Linked DNA regions of Homo sapiens: region 2 is linked to region 1. The links are chromatin loops, found by intact Hi-C in ENCODE. Cell type or tissue: Caco-2. All regions are shown on one strand. Links, peaks and the distances in the headings refer to the core of each region. The heading gives the core; the rest is flanking DNA.

Region 1 (6,836 bases), core at 806-5,805:
TGTTTTCCTCACATGATGATTTCACATTAAATTTAGTTTAAAAGTTGATGCTTACAAGTAATTTGAAGTTAAGATCGCACTAAGATCTCCATTAATCCTTCAATTACTGTTCATTTGTAGCTACATAGGCACAGCCATTCACAGATATACTTGAAGGATTTCCCCCCCTTGTAGCAATCTAGAGCTTTCCCTCAGTGTTCTGAGGAACGGATGAATGAGTCTTCATTGTAAGCATAACTGAAAGATTGATTCTGCATTCTCTGTGTGAGGTGATTTTGTCGATCTGCTGTCAGTAGAGCATGAGTAGATTTTCCAGTAGTGGCGATGGGTTTGCACTGAGTACCCGTACTCTCCCACTTGGATGCCCTATAACAATTGCATGAATTTACAAGATGGCCAATCAGCATTACAAGTGCAATCTGTGCCTGAAAACAAAGAGCAGAATTGCCTGGTCGAGGCAGGAACAGTGTGATGAGCTTAACGTTGTTAGCATGGCATTCTAACCAGTAGAACTAACTAGCTATTCTGGAACCTTACCTTCTGTTTTCTAAGTAGAAAGTGATGAAATGCATATATTCCATTTACGACATGTGCTCATGTCCCATTCACATAAATCTGAATCCTTTCAAGAAATTCTCGTGGCATAAAGTTTACCCTTTAAAGTGGTTTTTAGAACATTCTGAAGCTGTGCAATCTTCACCACTCTCTAATTCCAGCACACTTTCATCACCCCCAAAAGAAACCTGGTATCCATTACCCCCAAAAGAAACCTGGTATCCATTTCCTTCTCCATCCTGCCGCTGGCAAGGACTACCCTTCAGTTCTTTTTATTGTTTTTTTGTTTGTTTGTTTGTTTGTTTTGTTTTTGCTAAATGTTTTAATCAAGCTTCAAATTCTTTTTCTCATGGATTTCAACAAGTAACATTTGACTGACTTGCTCCAGCCTGATTCCTGCATGTGTGACTTAACCTAAGTCTTTTCCTCCAAATCTTCCATTTTTATCCTGTTCCACTGTGGGATTTGTTTTATTATACAAGTCTTCTATTGGGAACACTTTTTTTGTTACTTAAACCCTTTCAAAAGAAAACCCACATACATAGATGTAAAACAAAACACAAAAAAATTTCATCTCTTTAAGATGAGCTTCTTTGAGGATGGCTTCATTTTCAGTGTCTTCACCAGAAAAATCTCCTTTCAACTGTGTGTGTCCTAGAGTTGAACTTCTATGGGAAGTCTGTGATTGCAGAGATCATCCTCTCTTTCTCTGTAAAAGTGTGATCCAGTTGCACTCTTAATTTCATCACTAAATGATCACATTTGTGTATGTCTTTCAGAATGCAGCTCTTCAGCATCTGTTTATTCGGAAGTCCTTCCGGCCTTTTAAATGCTTGCAGTGTGGGAAGGCCTTCCGGGAAAAGGACAAACTGGACCAGCACTTACGCTTCCATGGGCGGGAGGGGAACTGCCCACTGACCTGTGATCTCTGTAACAAGGGCTTCATCAGCAGCACATCCTTGGAGAGCCACATGAAGCTCCACTCAGACCAGAAGACTTACTCTTGCATTTTTTGCCCAGAATCCTTTGACCGCCTTGATTTGTTGAAAGATCATGTGGCCATTCATATCAATGATGGCTACTTCACCTGCCCAACTTGTAAGAAACGGTTCCCAGATTTTATCCAGGTGAGTGTCTACTACTGAGATTCCTGTCTGCTTCCTTCTTTTGGTAAAAGAAACTTCGATTTTTGGAAAACCGAGACTGCCTAGCACCTGCATTTCCATCCCTTCTTTGAAACAACTTTACAATTGAGAACAATATTTCTTCAATCAAACTACTTTTATACACAAGATTATTATGACCCTTAATTGTCCAGATCAGACATTGACATTGAAGTGTTTAAGTTACAAGTAATAAACACCCAGATCTATTATAATTTTTAAAAAGTCTTTCATAATCCATGTCAATGTCTATTGCTTATAAAATATACCGAGCCTGTAGAAGACATACTCCCGTTTCTGAGGGGCTGGGAACATCTCCCTACTACTACTGTGGTTTCCTGCTTGCTTTAACCAAGGCCATACATTTTGGAAGGAAACAAAGAGAAAGTTGGTATATAATATACTTTTGTATCAGGAACCGACTGCCTCCTCCCCTGTAGTGTATTCTTTGTTGGAGCAAAATGGGTGAAGATAAATTTCAGAATACTCATGATTTCATTTGGACTTTAAGTGATAAGATTTTCCTGTGCTAGTCAGTGAATAACGAAACATTTTGTAAAAATACACTTTTTCAATTACCAAAGGAAAAGAAGACTAGGGATTTAATTTTAGTTCTGCTAGTGTTGAGAGTCTTGGAAATTTTCTCACTTCACACAAACTAGTAGAAAGATTGCTTTAAGGCATAATTTAATGGCAAAAGAAACTCCAAAAATAATGAAGCAAACTATCTTATAGGAATAGTTTGGTAAGACTCACTACTTAGCTTCCATCCTCAGCTCTTTCTCATTGGATATGTGTGGCTAAGAGAGTTCAGAAGCCCTATTCCTTTATTTATCTAAAAGTAAGGGAAGTAAGTCCCAGTTGAGAAGTGACGCCAGCGTCATATTGCTCTCACAAACCGGTAATGTCTTCTGTATCCACTCATTCATGTCTTTAATTCTTCAGAACTTAATTTTATAAGAAGATGTAAAAGGATCAAAAGGGGCTAAATTGCTTCTGTGCAGATTAAAGACGGAGAAAAGTAAGGAAGAATTGGTTTTTGTCTTCCTATAGATCCTTTTTAGCAAGATTTCATTTAAACCCAAAGGAACTTTTGCTTTTTATCTTTAAAAAATGGGCTTCAAGTGATCAGGGCTTTGACCAAGCAAGCACTCTCTCTCTCTCTCTCTCTCTCTCTCTCTCTCTCTCTCTCTCTCTCTCTCACGTTTCAAGTCATCGGGGAGGTTCGGATTTCTAAGGCTTTCTGGCTACTTGTTTTATTTCTTTGTGACAGGGACAGTATGTGTTATTGAGGCCAATTATCACATCTGATTGGATTCCTCGGCGGGGTTGATGAAAACCCATGGTAATGCGTTTGGCTCCCTCTAGCGTTGACAAGCTGCCTTTGGTCATTTCATTTGGTGCCTGCGTCCCCTGAATTTTCCTGTGGTTCTTATCACCAGGTGAAAAAACACGTGCGCAGCTTCCACTCAGAAAAGATCTACCAGTGCACAGAGTGTGACAAGGCCTTCTGTCGCCCCGATAAACTGCGACTCCACATGCTCCGGCATTCGGACCGCAAAGACTTCCTGTGTTCCACCTGTGGGAAGCAATTTAAGGTATGACACCAAGGCACAGCCCAAGGTGGTTCTCGTGGCCACTGGAATTATAGCAAGCTGAGGGTAAATGCCTGTTCATTTCATCAGTTTATCACCCACCTCTGATGAACTGGACCTGAGATACTCTTTGGGCCTTGTGTTTGACTTAGTTATAAAATTAAGGGGGAAAACTTACTCATTTCCTCAAAATAGTTAATTCAAATCCCCAAACAAGTAGAGTAAAAATGCATCATCTCCTAAAAGAATCCAAATGTATAATGACAAGTATAACTAAATCGCTATTGAGATTTCCTAACAGACCAAAACCTTTACTTAACATTCAGATCAGGAGGTTTTTGTTGAGCACTGATGAAGTATAAGAGCCCGTAATTGAGCCTTGCAGCCAGCAGGACGCTCATCTAATTCAGGTGGGAAATCTGAAGAATGCTGAGAAGGCTTAGACTACTTTGGAGAATGTTAATGACCTCAAAGATTAAAACATTATGAGTATCCGTAACCCACCTGGAACTTAGAAGAAGCCGAGCAAAACCCTGCAGGGGACCCAGAAATAAAAGTTAAATAAATAAATGTAAAAACAATGAAATATGCTTCATTGGGAAATAAGGTGATTCTGCAAAAATGTCACTGGAAGACCTTCTGCTGAAAATGATTGTAGGTCACACTCTCATAGAAACTGGAAAAGAATCAGAAATTGATTCAGGAGAGGAAAACTAAGGGTATATTTGTAACAGATGCAAAGAAATTAAAGAGAAATAGAGTTTGCAAAGCTGGTTTTATGGTAAGTGTGTTATAGAATATAATTTAATGGCTTTGAATATATAACAGCACAATTTAGAATTCCGTAGAGAACTCCAGTGTGAAAAGTATAAGTAGGTCTGGGATTTTTCTGTTCTTAAAAAAAATCATATCTAAAAGGATTCCTGTTTTGCGATACTGTTTGGCCATCCATCCATCCCATCCAGCCAGTGTTTTTTGATTTTTCATTTTGTGCCAGATACCATATTTTAACACCTTGGAATATTTCTTTAAAATTTCTTTGCTTGCTTTCATTTTCTCTTTTACTTTCACCCAGTATATTCAACCACAGTTCAATCAGGGAAGCAAAGCCACTGTGAATGTTACAGAAGAAGATTTTCTTACAGGACTAAGAACTTAATTATAGGAGAAGATGGAGAAGTGAGGGTTGAAGGGAGAAGCTGGGAGGTCGGAAGTCAGCAGTATGCCCACAGAAGTACTGGTCTGGGTGGTCAAATGGGAAGTTACCTGGGAATCTGGGAACCAAGCACTTCCTCCTGCAGAGGGGCCCAGGAAGGAGAGCTGGTGTGGTCTGTGAAAGACTGTGTCACTGCATCTGGTGGTGGATGTGGAGCTGGCCAGCAGGGCTGGCAGTCAGGAAGACAGCTGGTGGCTGGGTGGGAAAGAGAGGATAAGTAGGGACCCACAGGTACCTCTACATGACACCGTCTAGAGCAGCACGGAGCTGCTTCCTTTCCACCTTCCAGGCTGGTCTGAGTTTCTCTTTGGCTAACCCCAACTCGGAACCATGCTGGGAAGAAGACTCCCTTCAAATGTAGTTCCCCTTAGCCAAGTTGACCCAGCACAAAACCACTACCACCTACCTTCCTGGCATATTTTCAAAGTAGAATCAGAGTAATTTTTCTAGAGAACAGCTCTGATGTCATGTCCTTTCTGAAAAACTCTTAAATAGCTCTTCACGCAGATAAATCCCGAAGTTCTTGTTACTTCTAAGATGCTACAGGATCTGGCTCCTGCCAGCCTCTCTGGTTCCTGCCTCCCCGTGTGCTCAGGGTGACCTGAACTCCATAGCTTTACCCAGGTGTGGCATACTCTCTCTCCTTGGGCCTTTGCACTTGCTCTCACTCCTCCTCCTGACTTGAAATGCATTTTCAAACTGTCATATTCCTTCACCTGGCTAATGTCACTTCATATGGGGCATTTCCTGATCCCTGGATTAACTGCTGCTTCTCCCACCAATTCCCACAGGGCCTTTTGCTGGTGACCCTGTCATAGCATTTGTGTATTGCATTTGCCTGTCCTGCTAAGTATAAGCTCCATGAGGGCAGCATTGAAGTCAAGGTGGGACCTTCCAACTTCAGGGAGCTCACACTAGAATAGAGAAAAGAATAAAGTGGCCGGGTGCGGTGGCTCACGCCTGTAATCCCAGCACTTTGGGAGGCCAAGGTGGGCAGATCACCTGAGGTTGGGAGTTCGAGACCAGCCTGACCAACATGGAGAAAGCCCATCTCTACTAAAAATATAAAAGTAGCCAGGCGTGGTGGTGCATGACTGTTATCCCAGCTACTCAGGAGGCTGAGGCAGGAGAATCACTTGAACCCGGGAGGCGGAGGTTGTGGTGAGGCGAAATCATGCCATTGTACTCCAGCCTGGGTGACAGAGCGAGACTCCATCTCAAAAATGCTGTGAGAGGGATTCACTGATTTGGGGTATAGGGGAGACCTCATAGATATGGTGACACTTTTGAATCCATTCATGGGTGGGAAACAGTTTGCCAGCTAGGGAAAGGGAGAGGTGAGGAGTGAGGGAGGAATATTGGCATCTCAAGCAGAGGGAGCAGCAGGGAGTGGTGATGCCACGTTCGGGAGATTGGGAGAAGGGGACTGATGGAGGGTGTGGCAAGAGGAAGCCAGGGAAGCGGGTTAAGCTAGCGCGCTGTGCTAAGTAATTAGACTTACCAGCGTTTCAGAGCTGGGCTAATTCAGGCCGAGGCAGTGGGTGTGGAGAAGAGGGGCCATGTTCAAGACAGGCGTCATGGGAGGCTGACAAGAACTTGCACTTGGGTGGAAGGGGGAAGGGTGGACAGCAAGGAATGGAGATTTGCAGCTTGAGAGGCTAGATGTTTGGGAACACCGCTGATACCAAAAAGCACGACTTAGGCAGAAGGAGTGGGGGCAGATAGCGGATTTGGTTTGGGGGATGTTAGGATGGAAAGGCCTCATGGAGATTTGGCATCCAACAAATGTGTGCCCGTCACGATGTGCATAGCATGGTGTGGTATTTGTGTTAGGCTTTGAAATTTATGTGATGATTCGGTTAAGGTCAGTTGGTTGTTTAAAGGGAATAGACGGGAACTAGTGAATGTTGATGCTTAGAAAAAAGTGGGAATGCGAGAGGAGTTGGAGGAAAAGGAAAAGAAAAAAAGTGGCAATGCAACAGTGCTTTGCCATTGTATCCACACTAAAGAAAGATACTGTCACGTAGGGCAGTGTCCTTAATCCAAATCCTACTGTAGCCTACAAAGCGCTGAACATTCCCTCCTGGGCTTTCCAGAAATGAAGGCGGGTGGGATAGGAAGAAAGAGTTGGGTCGTATGCATTGCAGCAGAAGAGGCAGGTGGGTGAGGGAGGCCCAGCATTGGAGCTCGGCCCTTATCCTGCTCCCTGATACTGGGTAGGCCCTCAAGGAATATTTGTTGAGTAAATGTGCTGAAAAATGAAGTCCTTAAAAAAGTCCCTGTGCTGAAAGGTGGGAAGAACTGGAT
Region 2 (6,836 bases), core at 1,258-6,257, 260 kb before region 1:
CTCTATTTATCCTTTCTCTGTATTATCCATCTCATTATTTTTAACCTTTCAATTGAGTTTTTCATTTTTGGTATCAAAATTTTAATTTCTAAGAGCTTTCTGTTTCTTTGAATTTTCCTCTTTCATGGCATCTTGTATTTGTTCCATGAATGCAAAACCTTCTCATCTTTATATTTCCATTGAGTATCTTTTCTCTGTTTTTGACTTTTTCTTCCATGTTGAAGACTTTCCTCAAATGCTGGGGGATCCTTGGTGGTTATTTTTATTTAGAAACAAGCTCCTGGCGGCTGTTTGGAAGCTCTGTGTGCATGCCTTGCCACAACTGGCTTCACTGGCGGGGACACAAGTGAGTGGCTAAACAGATTTTTTTTCTGGGCACTCCCAATGGTTAGACTATATACATCTTCCTGTGGATGGTTCCATTGCTCCAGAGAATAATTTTCTAATCTCCTGGCTGGAGTGATTTAAACCCAGCCACTAGCATTCAGGAACACGTAGGAGAAGAGACTCATTCCCCTTCTTTTCACCTCTCTCTACAGCCTTCCTCTGTACCTGGGGTTCTCAAGCCCACATATTCTTTGATTCAATCTCTCCAGACTATTTTTCCCATCCACTGTGGGAGTCTGCTGGGGCCTTTGTCTTTTTGCTTGGGGCCAAGGTGGAGATTTGGGTATTTCTAACAATGTCCTTTCTTGTCTCACCTCTGTCTTCTAGAATACTTGAGCCCAATCTTTTCTGAGCCTGGCAGAGAAGAGACCATTACCAAAGAAATACTGAAAGGATGTTTCCAAGAGCTGAAGAGAGTTGTAAATCTTCCAATTCAAAGGGCTCAGTGAATGGTGAGAAAGACAAATGAAACAGCACATATAGCCAAACAGATTGTATTGTGATGACATTTCAGAAGATCACGGATAAGAATGGATCCTCTACGCCTCTAGCTGTCATCTTTTCTCTCCCGTATTTTGCGTTTCTTCAGCGTTTGGTTCTACTTTGGGAATTTCTTTGACTTGCTCTTGCAAACCTTCCATTAAATTTAAAAAGCAGCTTCATTGAGGTATTATTGCATAAAATAAAGTGTATATATTTAAGTGTACAATTTTGGGCATCCATATGCACCCATGAAACCATCCACAGCTAAGATGATGCCCGTGTCCGTCTCCTTCAAAATCTCCTCCTGGCCCCTCCCACATGTTCCTCCCTGAATCCATTTCCTGTCCCCAAGAAACCACTCATCTGCTTCAGGCTGCTTTTCCCAGAGCTTTATGTAAATGGAATTCTGCAGTATGCACTCTTCCATCTGGCTTCTTTCACTCCGCACGATTCCTCTGAGACTCACGCAGGTTCCTGTGTGCCCAGCAGTGCATACCTTTTGGTTGTTGCTGCATTTATCCCATCGTTTGGACACACAACATGTGTTTACCTGTTCACCTATTGATGGACATTTGGGGTGTCTCCAATTTCAGGCCATTACAAACAGAGCTGCTAGAAACACTCCCGTAGCTGTCTTTGTACTGGCATATCAGCAATGAAAAACTGGAAACTAAAACTAAAAGACACCATTTACAATAGCTTCAAAAATATGAAATACTTAGAGGTAAATCTGACAAAAAATGCACAAAACCTGTACACTGAAAGATGTAAAATACTGCTGGGAGAAATTCTAAAAGACCTAAATTAGTTGAGCAATATACGCTGTTCATGGATTAGATGATTCAATATTAAGGTGTCTATTCTCAAAATTAGCTATAGATGCAATGCAATCTTTTTTTTTTTTTTTTTTTAAGATACAGGGTCTTGCTATGTTGCCCAGGCTGGTCTTGAATTCTTGGCTCAAGCAATCCTCCTGCATCAGCCTCCTGAGTAGCTGGGACTACAGGGTGCACCACTGCACCCAGCTGCAACTAGACATTTTTATGTTATCTTTGGAACTTCGCCTTTCAGGCTGGGTTTTCTTTAGACATCTGGTGGCCTCTGGTAGTCTAATCATATTTAAGAATGAGAAAACACAGATTTCGGCTACACTCTGAACAGACCATGTATGTGTATATATGTATAAGAAATGTAGGCCGGGTGTGGTGGCTCACGCCTGTAATCCCAGCACTTTGGGAGGCCGAGGCAGGCAGATCACCTGAGGTCAGGAGGTCAAGACCAGCCTGGCCAATGTGGTGAAACCCCATCTCTACTAAAAATACAAAAAAAATTAGCCAGGCGTGGTCGTGGACGCCTGTAATCCCAGCTACTCGGGGGGCTGAGGCAGGAGAGTCGCTTGAACCCAGGAGGCAGAGGTTGCGGTGAGCCAAAATCGTGCCATTACACTCCAGCCTGGGCAACAAGAGCGAAACTCCATTTCAAAAAAAAAAAAAGTAACAAAAGTGGCTGGGCGCGGTGGCTCATGCCTGTAATCCCAGCATTTTTGGAGGCCAAGGTGGGTGGATCACCTAGGTCAGGAGTTCGAGACCAGCCTGGCCAACATGGGGAAACTCCATCTCTACAAAAAACATAAAAAATTAGCCAGGTGTGGTGGCGGACACCTGTTATCCCAGCTATTCGGGAGGCTGAAGTACAAGAGTTGCTTGAACCTGGGAGGCGGAGATTGCAGTGAGCCGAGATCACACCACTGCACTCCAGCCTGGGCAACAGAGTGAGACTCGGTCTCAAAAAAAAAAAAAAAGATATTTAACAAAAGGGCCAGGCATGGTGGCTCACACTTGCACTGTGAAAGGCCAAGGTGGACAGATCACTTGAGCCCAGGAGTTCGAGACCAGCATGGCCAACACGGCTAAACCCAATTCAAAGGGCTCAGTGAATGATAAGAAAGACAGAAATACAAAAAACTAGCCAGACATGGCAGCATGCACCTGTAGTCCTGGCTACTCGGGAGGTTGAGGCAGGAGGATGATCTGAACCCAGGGAGGCTGAGGCTGCAGTGAGCCATAGTCATGCCACTGCCCTCCTGCCTGGGCGAGACAGAGACAGCAAAACCTCATCTCAAAAAAAAAAAGGAAAGAAAGAAACAAAGAAAAAAAGAAATGTAATGAAATAATAATTTATCATGTTTAGATGTATATCCAATTCACAGGGTAATTTCACAACCATTTTCTTACTGGATCTTCATGACAGTCCTGTGACTCATTCAAGACTGGCTGGTGCTATCACCCGTGTTATATAAAGAAGGCAGGGAAGAATGCTGATTTTGCAAGGTCACCCAGTACTTGGTGGCAGATCCAGAATCTGGTCCTGGTTTACTGCCTCCCAGTGTGGTTAGGTTCCAGAATTCTGGGAGCAAGGATTCAGGGAAACAGAAGACAGAGACTCCCATGAGAAGGGGTAAGGTGGCTGAGGGCATTGACTCAGGGGTCACCCCAGACTCTGCCACGGAGCGAGGCTGTCAGCAGTGGCGCTAGCTCAATGGTGGGTCCTCTGTCCTCCCTGCAGTGTGAGTTCTGTGGCTCCACCCAGCCTAAAAGTGCTGTCTAATCAGTAACTGGGCTGCTTCCTTTTATAACCTTAGCTCTTGGCTCCATTTTCAGGTGTAACAGAGATACTGTTGCATAATCCCATCGTTTTATTGATAAGAACACTGAGGATGAAAGAGAGGGAGTGGCCTGTCCAAGGTCACAAAGTTAATAAAGTCAGTGAAGCAGCAAAGCTCTTTTAACTCCTGGGTGGGGGAGGTGGGAGGGGGAGGTCTCAGGGAACTCCCATCCACTTAGACACTTAGACAACTGTAGGCATAACACCTCTCTACTGGGCCACAGCCGACAGGAGAGATCCTATGCCTGCGCCTGCTTTCACTTCTCCTGTCTCTCTTTCTTAAAAGTAAACATCTTTGCAGGTGCACACATAAAACGGTGCTATGAAGCCAGGTGTGTCTGCTTACCATAAACACAGATAGAGGCCATGTAAATATCACAGCCTCTTCCTGCTGGCCCACTGTAGTTAGATCCTGGCCAAAGGACCCAGAAACACAGCTCGGCTCCAGGCCACTCAGACAAGGGAACGAGGAATGACTTCCAGGCGGGAGGTTGGGGATAAAGGGCTCAGGACAAGCAGGGTACAGACCCTAAAGGGCCAGGATCTAACAGGGACCACCACTATCTCACCCAGCAGGGGCGAGATCAGACCACCATCCCACCCAGCAGGGACGAGATCAGATCACCACCATCCCACCCAGCAGGGACCACCGCCATCCCACCCAGCAGGGACAAAATCAGACCACCGCCATCCCATCCAGCAGGGACAAGATCAGACCACCACCATCTCACCCAAGAGGGACCACTGCCATCCCACCCAGCAGGGATGAGATCGGACCATTGCCATCTCACCCAACTTTCTGCAGGGAGCGAAGGGTCAGATCCAGAAACCCGGGAAGGGGAAGTGGAGAGGTCCTAGAGCACGCCCTATTTCATCTTATCTCATTGTCTGAGGCACACTAGAGCAACTGATGCATATCCTCCCCAAGGCCGGGCTCTCCAAAACGAAAAGAAAAAAAACACTGATTTCTAGAGGGCCAAAAAAGAGACCTATTTTATTTGATAATATAGGAAAGATTCTTGCAGCCAGCCTACTCCCATTAAGTCAGAGAAACTCACCAGGGCTGAAAGCTAAATGCTGAGCCAACAAAACTCTGTGTGAGTCAACCAGAGAATCCTCCCTCTGAGAGGAACGCTCTCCTGGTTCCTCAAACACACACTAAGACCTGCCACTGAGTGCAAACTCTCCAGGGCCCACGACCCCACTGGCTCTGGGGACCAACAAGTCCAAAGCCAGAATTTGCCATGGGCTGCTCAGAGCATGGTTATCCTTAGAGAAAAGCAATGGGGAAGGGCCCCTACACTTACCAACAACAAAAATACTACCAACTGCACACAAAGCCACACAAGATTCCAACCAAAGCAGACAGGGAAAAATGAAGCTTCGGGCCAGACCCTTTCTAAAGATCGTTCCTCATGTGGCTAAGGTTGGGTGTGATCTGCTGGGAAGGAAGCGGCTGAACCTGGAAACCTCAAGAGGCCCCTTGGAATCCTGGGGAGGGACCGTGAAGGGCAGTCACATGACAATGGGTAGCCTGCTTCTGAGGCTGAAGATCAAGGTCAAGGGGCAGGGGCGATGCCACCAGCTAGGGACACAGCTGTGCTGCCCAGACCTGAGACAAGGACAGGGTGGCTGGATTTGTGTGCTGCTGCCAAGTGCCACTGATTTGTGGCCAAGGCTCTTGACTGACACGCTCGGTGACTCCAAGGTGGGACGGATTTCAATCCCATGATGTCATCACCCCCACCAGGGTCATGAGAACCATAAACTATCCCTGTAATTGTTCAAGCGAGAAAGGAAAGTAGAGCCCGAGCACCTGCAAGGGTTTCCCCGGGGAAGAAAGCATTCTGTGGCAGGTCGAAGATGCCTTCCTTTGCAAGGGAAAGACCGAGCCAGCACAACCTCGTGGCCGCTCCCTGCCGGACTGGCTAAAGGTTGTGCTGGATCCTGGCCAGATTTCCCGGAAACCCAGCACGGCTCAAGCCCACCTGAGATGACAGCAGGGAATGACTGCCAAGAACAAACTCTGTGTTTGTCCCCTGGGCAATGCTGAGCTGAGAATGATACCAGAGGCATGTTGCAGGAAGGCCTCTTCATCAGGCTGCTGTTCATAAAAGGGACCTGTCTCCGGCTAGGAGGGACCCCACATAGACAGGCCCTCCCCAGTTAAATCAGCAGCCCCGGGGAAGCTCCAGCAGCTGTGCACAGAGCAGGCGGTCAGCAGGCTCCTGAGGGCGGGACTTCACCCCACCTGCCACCATGGCAGTCCAGGGCCCAGCACGGGGCCTCATAAAAGAGGACACTTGAGTGCTTATCTGGGGATGACCGATGGGCAAATGAGAAAGGAAAAGAAAGGCCACACTGGAATCCTCCCACCCACTCCCCAACCAGGGGTAATCGATCTCTCTAGAAGCCAATTTTCACGAAACCTGCAAAAGCCTATGGTTCCCATTGATCGCAACCCCCAGCATTTCCTGGACTTGTCTGGTCATGAAAAAGAACAATAACAATCAACTGAAACAAATGCAGTGTTTGTTCCACATCCAGATTCCCAAGCCCCTCTCCCTGGAGGTGCTGATGTCATGCATCAGGAGCAGGGCCTCGGATGTGGAAGTTTTTATTCAAGTGCTCCAGGTCATTCTTGGGAACCTGAAAGTTGGAGAAACTCCACCCACCATTTCCAGGAGGCTCACCCCTTCCTGTCACCAGGAGGAGAAGCTGGCTTAGAGTCTCAGCTGGTCTATTTTGAGCAACCACCTGGGATGAAGGGAAGCTGCTGTGCCAGGTCGAACTTTGCTTCCACGCCCTGGGGACCCTCCCACAATTGGTTATAAGCATCATCCCAGAAGTCCCTGAGGCTATCACTTTTCCCAGAAATACACACTCCAGCTCCTCCTGGGAGAGCACAGGGCCAGCTGCAGACCCAGCCAGCTGCTGGCAGACACCCCAAAACCCCGGCCCGCCCACCTTTCCCTTTGACCCGTCGCCGCCCTCAGCCGCCCCGCCAGAAGGAGCTGCTGGAAAACAGGTGGGGCTGCAGGGCCCCAAGGAAGATCCAGAAATATCTGTAGATCTGTAACCCCAGCCCATCAGGGGAACACAAAGCTGACCCACGGCCAAGAACTCCCACTGAAGGAAGTAAACCACAAGTCCCCACACCTGGTTACAGCCTGAAGGAAAGTCCCCCAGGACCTGACTCAGCCCAGCTGTGAGGACGTTGTCAACACAGAAACCCAGCGGTTCTCTGCCAGGGAGCAGCCAGCTCCTGCAGGTTTCAAGTCCCGTCCCAACTCCCAGCACTG

The links. Peaks named below come from ENCODE experiments on the same cell type or tissue, not always from the same donor. Only the 100,000 strongest peaks of a DNase experiment are listed, where the experiment ranks them.
Region 2: a loop joins it to region 1, with 5 times the contacts of the local background. A loop is called at or near these places in 2 of 110 quality-filtered maps.

The regions. Positions count from the first base shown.
Region 1 is chr11:129,919,728-129,926,563 of GRCh38, reverse strand. PRDM10 (PR/SET domain 10) reads left to right here. Exons shown (of 21, transcript NM_199437.2): 12 at 1,335-1,682; 13 at 3,161-3,316. Among named protein-coding and RNA genes, the nearest start is that of NFRKB, 28 kb to the right of the region's middle. RefSeq lists an enhancer at 127-628 and a silencer at 3,004-3,103. In Caco-2, for the core only: a CTCF peak has its summit at 3,078 (motif pointing left); a DNase peak (open chromatin) is centred at 3,083.
Region 2 is chr11:130,178,488-130,185,323 of GRCh38, reverse strand. The region is part of intron 1 of ST14 (ST14 transmembrane serine protease matriptase); the gene reads right to left. Among named protein-coding and RNA genes, the nearest start is that of ST14, 22 kb to the right of the region's middle. RefSeq lists an enhancer at 4,487-4,546. In Caco-2, for the core only: no CTCF peak of the experiment used is centred there; a DNase peak (open chromatin) is centred at 3,673; H3K4me3 peaks cover 1,178 bases.